Regions from separate parts of the Homo sapiens genome. Here region 2 is linked to region 1. A link is an interaction called in ENCODE POLR2A ChIA-PET data of the cell type or tissue named here. Cell type or tissue: GM12878. All regions are shown on one strand. Each heading gives the region's core, and the rest is flanking DNA. Links, peaks and the distances in the headings are about the cores only.

What was found. Peaks named below come from ENCODE experiments on the same cell type or tissue, not always from the same donor. Only the 100,000 strongest peaks of a DNase experiment are listed, where the experiment ranks them.
Region 2: POLR2A ChIA-PET joins it to region 1 with 9 read pairs; 2 of 35 experiments call an interaction of 5 or more read pairs at or near these places.

What each region holds. Positions count from the first base shown.
Region 1 is chr9:22,910,970-22,917,469 of GRCh38, reverse strand. LOC105375990 (a long non-coding RNA gene) reads left to right here. Exons shown (of 2, transcript XR_929515.2): 2 at 1-385. Among named protein-coding and RNA genes, the nearest start is that of LINC01239, 270 kb to the right of the region's middle. In GM12878, for the core only: no CTCF peak of the experiment used is centred there; DNase peaks (open chromatin) are centred at 3,739 and 4,249.
Region 2 is chr9:22,980,409-22,985,408 of GRCh38, reverse strand. No RefSeq gene overlaps it. Among named protein-coding and RNA genes, the nearest start is that of LINC01239, 340 kb to the right of the region's middle. In GM12878, for the core only: no CTCF peak of the experiment used is centred there; no DNase peak of the experiment used is centred there.

The sequences.
Region 1 (6,500 bases), core at 771-5,770:
CTTTTATACATGAAATAATATAAGCTGTAATGAGTGAAAGTAAGCACGGATTTTTCAGCAGTACTTTCCAGAAATTTTGATGGAAGATCAGCTTTTTGTAGCTGGAGAAGTTGGATTAAAAAATGACCACAGAGAAATTGAAAGATGTCCAGTAGAAGGTCTGTAGACTTCATTCCAATTCAGCATATCCATGAGGTCACCAAGAAATTAAGTCACCAAGAAGTTAATTTCCTCAAGAAAGGACCCTTGAAGAAAGTTGCTATTATTAAGTCGATTAGGGTGTAGTGGCAGGAAAAAAAGTAAGGACTGATTTCTAAGAAACATAAAAATGAAAACATTAAAGAAAAACCCTAAATTTCATTGAAGAATAAATTGTGGGACTGAGCCACAGAACAAAACTGAATATTTATATCATCACCACATGTATAGTTAGTGATATATCTATTTTCTGGGAGTCTGTATTTTAAAATTAGGTTTATTGAGGTATAATTCGTATGGAGTAAAATTTAATCTTTTTGTGTGTTCACTTTTATTAATTTGGACAAATATTCAAAATAGTATAACCACCACTACAATCAAGATGTAGAACATTCTCATCACCCTCAAAAGGCCCCTTTGAAGTCATATAATTATAGAGTATGTTGCTTTCTGATCTGGGCCTTGTTACACTTATTATACTGCATTTGATAGCCATAATGTCATTGCATTAACAGTCATTCAGTCTTTTATTGCCACTTTGAGTTATATGCCATATTATGACTATGACACCATATGTTTATATATTCATTAGTTGAGAGATAATTGGGTTGCTTTCAATTTGTGCAATTATAAATAAAGCTACTATGCATATTTGCATGGAGAATTTATTGCAGATGCTTTCATTTCTTTCGGGTAAATACCTAGGCACTGAATTGTTGATTCATATGGTAAACATGTACTTTCCTTTATAGGAAGCTATCTAGCTGTTTTCCAAAGGGGCTATATGATATTTTTATTTCTACAAATAATGTATATGAGTTTTAGTTGCTCCACATCCTTGTCATCACTTGATATTTTCAGGTATTATTATTATTAATATTGTTATTTTAGCCATTCAATAGGTATGTATTGGTATCTCGTTATGATTTTAATTTTCACTTCCCTAATGATGTAATGATGAACAATTTTTTGTAGTTATTTACGTTTTGTGTGCATTTATCTGAGGGATCTGTTCACATCAGTTACTCTTTTCTATATTGTGTTGTGTATCTTCTTCTTATTGAGATATAATGGTTCTTTATGTAGTCTGGTGCCATCAATCCTTTATCAGGTGCTTTGCAAACATTTCTCCATTCTGTGGTTTGTCTCTTCATTTTCTTAATATTTCCTTTCAAAAATCTAGTTTTAATTTCAGTGAAGTCCAATTTATCATTTTTCTCTCTTTTATGTTTCTTGCTTTTTATATTACAGCTAAGAAATCTTTGTGGCAAGCTTTTTAGATGTTTTATGGCCTTAGACTTTACATTTAGGTCTATGATCTATTTGATTTATTTTTGTATATGATAAAAGGTGTAGGTTATGGTTCATGTAGCCACAAAGGCCTCAGGATCCTCCCCAGGGATTGTCAAAGCCTTAACACATGGATGGGCCACAAGGAACAGAAAATATTTTTTAAAAATGTGAAAATGCCCTGTGATAAATACAATTTTCAAGTATCTACAAAATGGCAAATAAAGATGGTTGTATAACTGATGCAAGAAAAATAAGACCATTCTGTTACCACAAACCCCAATTTCTTTTTTTAAAAAAATTTTTATTTTGATTCCTACTTATGTTTTCTTGGCATAAGTATTTCAGGTCAAAAAATCAGTGCTGTCAGTGAATTGAATCTATAATTTGCATTGTTTAAACATAGTCCATCATATGGTGATAGAAACATCAAATCATGGTTCTGCATATTGGATTTTTAGTCAAAACACCTCTTAAACACAAAGTAGATCTAGTATAAAACCTAACTTATCTGATTGGCTGCTTCAATGACAGTATAGAAAGGGCTCACAAACTCTTTTAAGGGCAAATACATGTTACATATTTTTGTATAATTTCTAATGTCATTTTTCTGATTTCAGAAGTAATTCATGTTAATTTCAGAATTTTTTAAAAAATGAAGTACTAAAATTTCTGTTATCTATAGGTAATTTTTATTTAAATTTGCCATATGTTTTCCCAGTGTTTTTCTAACAGATATACAAATATGTAAATCTGTCATAGTATAATATCACATTTGTTTAATAAAGCAAACACATGTATATATATGTATATGCATATTACATGCATTTGATATTTATATATATAGTGTTTTTTAATTCTTTTTTATAATTTATAATAATTAGCACCTTTCACATAAAAAATTCAAGAAATAATTTTACAAAGAACAAACTTCAAATATGTATCTTTTCTTTTCATAACAATTGATTTTGAGAATGTTTTGATTACTATTTTACTAGTTTATAAACAATATAGAATTAGAATTTTCTAACTAAATCAAAAGCTTACATTATTTCAATAAAAAGACTATGTAAGATAGTCCTATAACTCTCTGGAAAGGAAATCGTAAATCCCATGGCTACAGGTAATCTATAATATGTTAATGTACATGTTTTCTATTAGCAGTGTGAGAACAGACTAATACAGCTCTGTAGAAATATTATTGGACAAGAAGAGTATGAGCTAATGCTAATAGACTGAGTGGAGAAACCCAGCACATCTAGTATGTCTAGATTCTTCTTGTCCTCTCTAGGCATCCATTCTTCCTTCTGAGTATAGGGCAGGTTCCTCTCTGGAATAGGGGTCTAAACGACCTATAATCAAACAAAGTAGGTCAGATAATTTCTTTATGACCAGTTTTCTTTAATTTTTGTTTCAGAGACAGGGTCTTGCTCTCTCGCCCAGGCTGGAATGCAGAAGCACAATCATGGCTCTTTGTGGCCTCAAACTCTTGATCATAAGAGATTCTGCCACCTTTTCCTCCCAAGTAGCAGGGCTACAGGCATGCAGAGCTTGGCTAATTTTTAATTTTTATTTTGTAGAGATGGGGTCTGGCTATGTTGCCCAGGCTTCCCTTGAGCTCCTGTTATGGCCAGTTTTTACATAGAATATTTTTAGGTTTTATGGCTGGCTTTTAGGAAAAAGGGTTTCTATGTTCTCGCTTGGGGAAGAGGGATTTTAGTTTCTGTGTCAGGGATTGGGGGGCAGTCAGGGAGGGGTTGGAGAACGGAAGGCAGGGGAAGATCAGAGAAGAACTTTTGTTTCCCAGGCTGCTGCTGCTGCTGCTGCCTTCATTTTAGGATATTGTCTTCTGAGCTCCAAAAATAGAAAAACAAAAGAAAATCAAAATATCTGTGTCCTGTATTTTACTTTCTCACATTTGAAATCTATCTTACCAATTCTGTCCATTCTATCTTCCTAATATTTCCTTTTATAACTGAATACTCCCATTTTTCTAAGACATTTTTTTTTCTCTTTCTCTTATTTTCTCATTCCCTACTTCCTACTTAGCCCTTTAGAAATGTAAAGATAACCTTTTGCTTCCCCTTCACCAAACACTGCCTATGGGGCAATTTCATCTACGTGCTCCAAGACAGATCTCTCTTTGAGAGTTAACAGTCAGTTTGCAGACTAAAACATGGAACTCTCACCCTCCAGGGGGTTGCCTTGGGACTTTCACCCACCGAGAGTTGTTGCCGGAAATAAAAGCCAGTTTCTATGAAACTCCTTCACATGTGGGGAGTTTTCAGCTTAGTCCTGCCATCAAAGGCACCAGCAGTCACCAGCTCTATGTTCAGTAGATTAGACACCAGAGCTAACAAGTGACCCCCTGACCCCTTGGTCACTTGCTCTCCTGTCTTTCAAAAATGCCCACTTTCGGCTCTAAAGGTGAAGTGGTATATTTAAAGGTGAGACACTTGTGTGTCTTCACCTTAGCTAGCTTTGGAAATAAATTACTTTCTGTATACCAGACCTCACTCATGTTCATTGTGTGATTGGGGGCAAATCCGTACAGGTCTGCAGCAACCTCAATTCTTGCCCCCTCAGAAGGAATGTGACTGCGGGGCATAAGGCAGAAGAAGAGACTGAGGCAAGTTTTAGAGCAGGAATGAAAGTTTATTAAAAAGCTTCAGAGCAGAAATGAAAAAGAGAGTAAAGTACACTTTGGAAGAGGGCCAAGCAGGAGACTTGAGAGATTAAATGTGTGGTTTGACCATTTGACTTGGGGTTTTGTACGTTGGCATACTACCAGGGTCTTGTATTCCTTTTCCCCTGATTCTTCCCTTGGGGTGTGCTGTCCGCATGCACAGTGGCCTGCTAGTACTTTGGAGGGGAGCATGTGCAGTGTGTTTACAGGAGTTGTACGCATGCTCACTTGAGGCATTCTTCCATTAGCAGCCCAACATCTTAGGAGGTCATATACCAGTGAAACACCATAATTTTGCCTCTCAGTGCATATGTGTGAGCCCACTCACCCAGCTCCTGAGATCTTAATAGGAAGCTAATGACCACCAGCTTCAGGTTTTTCTTATCTATTGGGAGACGGCCCTTCCCTGGTGCCAGCTGTGCCCAATTATTCTTTTAGAGAGATAGTTAACAAGTGCCTAACCATCACCTGATGGTCAGCTGACATTCCTGGTTGTGGGTAAGGGTTCTCTTCTGCCCCGTTCCTGTCTGACTAGCTAACTACTGTAGCAATTGAATCCTGCATACTGCAAGCCACTGGCTCATGATTTGGTTACACTTTTATTTTCTCTAATCCAACAAATAGACTAAATATGTTAAAGCAACAGATAAAAATAAATGTGTGTGCATATATAAGCATGCTGTCTCTTACACACACACACACACACACACTCACACACACTGAATAAAGTTCGGGATTGATCAATGTATCTAGAACTTTGCAATCAGAACACCAAGGAAGAAATTTAAAATTCATCGTAAAAATGTTTTGTACCTTATAGTTGAGAATGGGTCACTTTGTTTCTCACATGTCGGGAAAGACATCTCATGATCTTTTTAGTTTTTAGTGTCTGAAAGTGCAAATTAAACCTGCTTCTCTGAATCTTCACCAAGAGTGTCTTAATCCTATACATTTTTCACCTGGAAAGCTCCGACATTATTTAATCTATTTCAGCCATTGTCCAGATGGCTTCCAGGGTCCATAATTATAGCACAACTATGACCCTGTTGTCCTAATATTTGAAATCTTTCTATTGTGTTCTCTTCCAGATAAATTAAAAGCAAAATATTTAACACATTATTCAAATCTCTCTTAAGTTGGCCCCTGTCTACTTTTCCTGCCTATTTGCATGCATTCTATGCCTCTGCAATCAACCTACGATACCTCCAAAGTGCCCAGTGAAAAAAAATCAAAACATTTTACCCTAAAATATATTTATTTGACATATTTTGAGTTGGCTGTCAGAGGGCCAGCACAAGAAATGGTCCTTGAAAGCTGTCTTTTGGGGATAATTTGTATTTGTAAAGAATCTACATTAAAGTAGTGAGGCCTTTCCTTGTCTGGATCTAGGAAAGAACAACTAGGAATCTGACACCTTTAAAGATCTAAAGGAGACATTTGCCATCTACTCCCTCTGAGGTTTCATTTACCATAACAAGACCACCTTTGCTAGTCAAATTTCCTCTCCTCTCCCTCCTGTAACCTATGTTGTCACTAAATCCTAATTTACTGACATAACCCTGTTTTTGGCCATGCTCTGAGCCTCCATTCTTCCTGTAACATCAAGATGCTCTATAAGCTTCTACACCCGACTGGGAGATTGGGTCTTCATTCTGAAGGCTCCTGTATTACATAAAACTGTGATCAAAAATAAATCTATATGTCTTTTATAGAACCAATTAATCTGCCTTTTTTTTTCTTTTTTTTTTTTTTGCAAAACTTCAGAGGGCAAAAAGGAAATTCTCTCCTCCTCCATCCTTTATAAACATTTCCTCAACTGGAATTGCATTTACACTATTTTGTCCCCCTAATGATGCCAATGCCTCCAAGATTTAATGTTTTCAATTTTTTTACTTTGAAATTTCTGAAGTTTGTTCATTCCACACATGCAAAATACAGTCTTTCTGAGTTCTTTGAAATCAGTCAAGTATTCCCTTCTCCATAGCCACATTCTGCTTTATGTATTTCTATTATATGATGCATTGATTTCCTATTGCTGCTGTAACAAATTACAAAATCTTAGTGGCTTAAAACAACACAAATTTATTATCTTATATTTCTCAATGTCAGAAGTGCTAAATGGTTCAACCTGAGGAAAAACAATATAAATGTTAAAAAAAAAAAAAAAAAAAGGAAAGAAAAAAAGAAGTCCTAATTGGGCTTCATTTGTGCCAAAATCAAGGTCTTATCAAGGCCTACGCCTTAGGGGAATATAGTGGGGTAAGAATCTGTCTCCTTAGCTTTTCCAGTGTTTAGAGGCCAACTGCATTTTGGGCTCCTGACTCCT
Region 2 (5,000 bases), core at 1-5,000, 69 kb before region 1:
TGTCAAAAACAAGATAGAATGTCAACTTCCAGAATCACTTATTTTCAGTTTAAAAAAATTAGTTTACTTGGCCCCAAACAGCCTAGTTTCAAGAAAACCTTCTTCTAGCTATATACTCTAGTCTTCAAAAGCCAGAATTATTTCTTGTACTTTCTCAGAACAGGGCTAGACTTCCCAAGGTAGCTTGCAAACTTAGCTCAGTAATGCTTCTTTAAGTCTAGTGGGTAAAGTGAGAAACCCTTTCTTCTACCTCTAAATGTCTGTTTCTCCTCCTGGAAAATATCCTTGACTTCTTATTTTTACCCTCTCATTTCCCACATCCAAATCAATGTCTAATGATGCTAATTTCTAAATATTTATTGAATCTACATGCCTTCTCTCTGTATTCTCCCTGACTATATCAGACTCTTACTTATCACCCTAACCAACTTTTCTTCCCTCTGTCCTGATCTATTGGCAAAGTGAGCATTCAAACAAGGAACTCTGACGAGGAGCTCATTTGTTAAAAGGCTTCAAGTTTCTTTGTTTAGAATAAAATGTCTTCTATAAAATGACCCCTGCCCACATCTCTGGCCTTTCTTCATGGCACTTCTTGGCTTCATTATTTTAATCGGTGTACTGAAAAACTGCACGCCCCAAGCCATTTTACTCCATTCTATCTGTGCTTACTCTGAAAAACCTGCTTGAGATACTGTCTTCCTGTCTTCTGCTTTTTCACTTTAAGACCTTCTACTCATATTTCAAGAATAAGTTCACGTGTCATTTCTTCCAGGAAGCGTTCTCTGATAACCTTCCTTCGGGCGGGGTAACATCCTATTTCTCTGGGCTTAAATAATTCTCTGTGTATCCTTTTATAACAGTACTTATTAATGAAGTTACCTGTACAGATTCTGAGCTCCTTTAAGTAAAATACCATATGTCCTTAGTCTTTCTGTCATAACTGTCTTCTTCTATCATGCTTGAAACACAATCATCAATAAATATTTCAGGAAACATACCAATTTTCCCTTGTTTTCCAAAATAAGTAAGATATGCCTACCATGGTTGCTATTTTCCTATGAAAGCTGCTCGTCTCCACTCAATTTTACCATATAAAGTTGACAACTCTAACCCTGCCGGATACACATGATGTTTTATGAGACCTGGTGTTAGCTCTTCCAGCTGCGCAGATTTGGTCACTTATAAATATTCTGTATTTTCTTGTCCTTAATTACTTTTATAATTTATTAGGGAATTTAACTCCAGAGTTATCAGGTTTCTTTGAGAGCCTGTGGAGACAGACTTAGCAAAAGCCATTCAGGATCTAAGTTAATTAGAGTTTGTGTCTTAATTACAAACATGCTATGTATTTTATTAACTCCTTCCAATAATCTTAACCATATGGAAAAAGTAAAATTTTCTTTTATAATAATTATACTAATGTGATCTTGCTAAATTTATCTACTCTGGCCTCTGATGGCTAAAATCTTTGTTTCAAAATCCTAAGGAACCTGATGTTAACTGCTTTGCTATTGATTTACCTCTCTTGAAATTGTTGCTCTACGTGAACTTAAGTGTAAACACATATGAACAAATTCATAGTATAAAACTTTCTTAATTTCAACTGCACATCAGCTCTCTAAGCTCAATGTATCCTATACCAATTACTTATTAAATCCCTGGCATACCTTTTGTGGAGTAAAGAAGGATAGGGAGTACCAATAAATATTGTCTAATAGGTTTTAGTTTTTGTACACAATGATTTTGAACATCAAAGTGTAAAGGAAGCTTCATTTGAAATGCAATAGCATGGCTTCTCCAACAACTTAATCAAAAAATATTAAGAAAATTGATACTTGTGGATAGATCTCGTGGGGAATTCCTTGAATGAGGGAAGAAGTGAATGGACCTTAATTTAAGAGTGAGCTTAGAGGAGGACATGTGGGAGAACTATCCCCATACTGCTTTTTTTCTTTCTTTTTTTTTTTTTTTTTTTTTTTTTTTGAGATGGAGTCTCGCTCTGTTGCCAAGGCTAGAGTGCAGTGGGACCATCTTAGCTCGTTGCAACCTCCGCCTCTTTCGCTCAAGCAATTCTCCTGCCTCAATCTCCCTAGTAGCTGGGATTACAGGTGCCTGCCACCACACCCGGGTAATTTTTTTTGTATTTTTAGTAGAGATGGGGTTTCACAACGTTGGCCAGGCTGGTCTTCAATTCCTGACCTCAGGTGATCCACCCGCCTCAGCCTTCCAAAGTGCTGGGATTACAGGTGTGAGCCACCGTGCCTGGCCCCCAATATTGCTTTCTAACACGTGGAATGAAGGTATGTTTAGAAGTATTCTTGTTTTACCAATAATTCTGCTAGAAAAAGCATAAAATATTATGATTCCTATCGTTTAGATAATTTGAATATGTTATACTTACTACCTCCATATCAAGAAGAATTGCCCTTTAAGATGGCCAGGATACCAGAGTGGCATTTATGCATCTACTTTCCTGGCAACAATAAGGTTTTTTTTTGTTTGTTTGTTTTTGTGTTTTTTTTTTCAATTTAAAGTTGATCTGTTTGGCCTGTTTAATTCATTCTTTCCTATGGGACAAAAACGTTAGGAATATTCAACTAGCAATGTAGTATTTTGCAAGCATTTCTTCTCTTAAAAAAGGTAATCATCTGATCAAAGAGGACGCTTCCTAGTTAGATACTGACGATGAAAAATAGTACTTAAAACTACTGTAAGGCAGGCAAAGTAGAACTTATCATGTGTTTGGTAATTAAATTCCCAGGGAGACAGTGATTTTACCCTCAAACCCATGGCCTTCATCTGCAGATCTAATTATAATCTACTAAGAAACGAATGTGTCCCTGGCTTTACAACAATCCACATTTCAACAGTGACCTCACAGAAAAGGGAGACAGTAAGGTAACTGCAAGGAGATATCAGTTTCTAAGGAAGGAAACTTTAAGGAAAATCAAGAAATTTAGCCAGGGTGTGCATTAGAAGAACAAAGGTACTCCCAAGAAACCAAATAATTTGTATAGAGTTTTGACAGATGGATCTCGGTACAGGAGAATTTTAATATTCATGATGATTTATCCTGGAAAAATAAATCAGTCTCCTTCCTCAGCCACTGCTATTGTTCTCCAATTATCTCATGGACAAAGTGGCCATATTAGCAGGGATGAGATTATGTATATTCTCAGGAATGAGGACTTCCACTTGTCAACACCCATCTAGTTGCAGCTATTTTTGTGTGTCCAGTCTTCCAAGAGCAAAGACCAACACTGCATCCCCCAAACTGCACTATTCCCCAGGGTTATTAGCCATCTACCCATTGGTGGATTAAGTTGGACTACTTCTATTATGGAAGTGGCAGCTCTCTGATTTTACTGTACTAGACATATATTCTGGATGTAGATTTGCCTTTTCGGTATTTATGACATCCTTGGACATACAGAATATCTTATCATTTTTCCCAGAAGCATCACTTACGACCAGGGACCTCACTTTACAGCAAATGAAGTGTGGCCATAGATTTATGCTCATGGTTTTCATTGATTTCACTATGTTCCCCATGAACTAGAAGCAACTGTCTGAATGGAAAAGTGAAATTGTTTCTGAAGACCCAGATACAGGGCCAAGTAGGTGGTAACACTTTGCAGGGCTTGAACAATGTCCGCAGGATGTACTACTGTATGCACTAAATCAGAGTTCAATTTATGGTGCTATTCTTTCATATTTATGAATCTCATGAAGATGTGTAAATAAATAGATCCTTTCATTTTTATCCCTGGTGATCCGTTAAAAACATTTTTGCTTCTGTTTCTGTGACTTTAGGCTCTGCCGCTTTAGAGACTGTACTTTAAAAAAATATATATTTCTACCAGGGGACACACAATGATTCCATTAAACTAAAACTTGAGACTTTTAATGTCTATCTACTTCATTACAGCATAATTACTGAAATAATGATCAGCACTTTACTAAATTCCCAGACAATTCAGTGTCCTTAGAACATATTTCTATTTACCTTCCTGTGTATTCTATGATTGCCATACATTTTATTATGTATAAAAAGAATTTGCATTTTATAGTTATGATTCATTTACACTTTCTAATTTTAATTCCACTGGTTTTTACATTTCAATTCCACAAATTTTTGTATCTCTGAACTTTATTGTAGATATTTTTCTTAATGTATCATTTACAACAGATAGTTAACAAAAATCTCTTAGTTTTTGTCTGAATATATCTATTTTACTTTTACAATTGAAATATAATTTCAAAGAAAATAGAATGCAATGTTGTTATTATTTTCTTTCAACTCTTTGAAGATATCCACCCATCATCTTCTGGCTTCATATTTTCTGTTGAGAACTTAGCTATCAATCTACACATTGTTTTTCTGGAGGTTGTATGTCTTTTTCTTAGTCAGCTTTTAACATATTTTATAGTTTTTGTTGGTTTGTTTTTGGTTTTATTTTGATAGAGTCTCGCTCTGTCACCCAGGCTGGAGTGTAGTGGCGCGATCTTAACTCACTGCAACGGTTGCCTTCCCAGTTCAAGCAATTCTCCAGCCTCAGTCTCCCAAGTAGCTAGGATTGCAGGCACCCACCACCATGGCCAGCTAATTTTTTTTTTTTTTTTTGGTATATATATACAATTTTTTTTTTTTTTAATAAGATGAAGTCTCTCTCTGTCGCCCAGGCTGGACTGCAGTGGCGTGATCTCGGCTCACTGCAAGCTCCACCTCTTGGGCTCAACGCCATTCTCCTGCCTCAGCCCCCCCGAGTAGCTGGGACTACAGGTGCCGCCACCACACCTGGCTAATTTTTTGTATTTTTAGTGGAGATGGGGTTTCACTGTGTTAGCCAGAATGGTCTTGATCTCCTGACCTCATGATCCGCTCGCCTCGGCCTCCCAAAGTGCTGGGATTACAGACTTGAGCCACCGCGCCCGGCCTTTTTTTTGGTATTTTTAGTAGAGACGGGTTTTCACCATGTTGGCCAGGCTAATCTCAAACT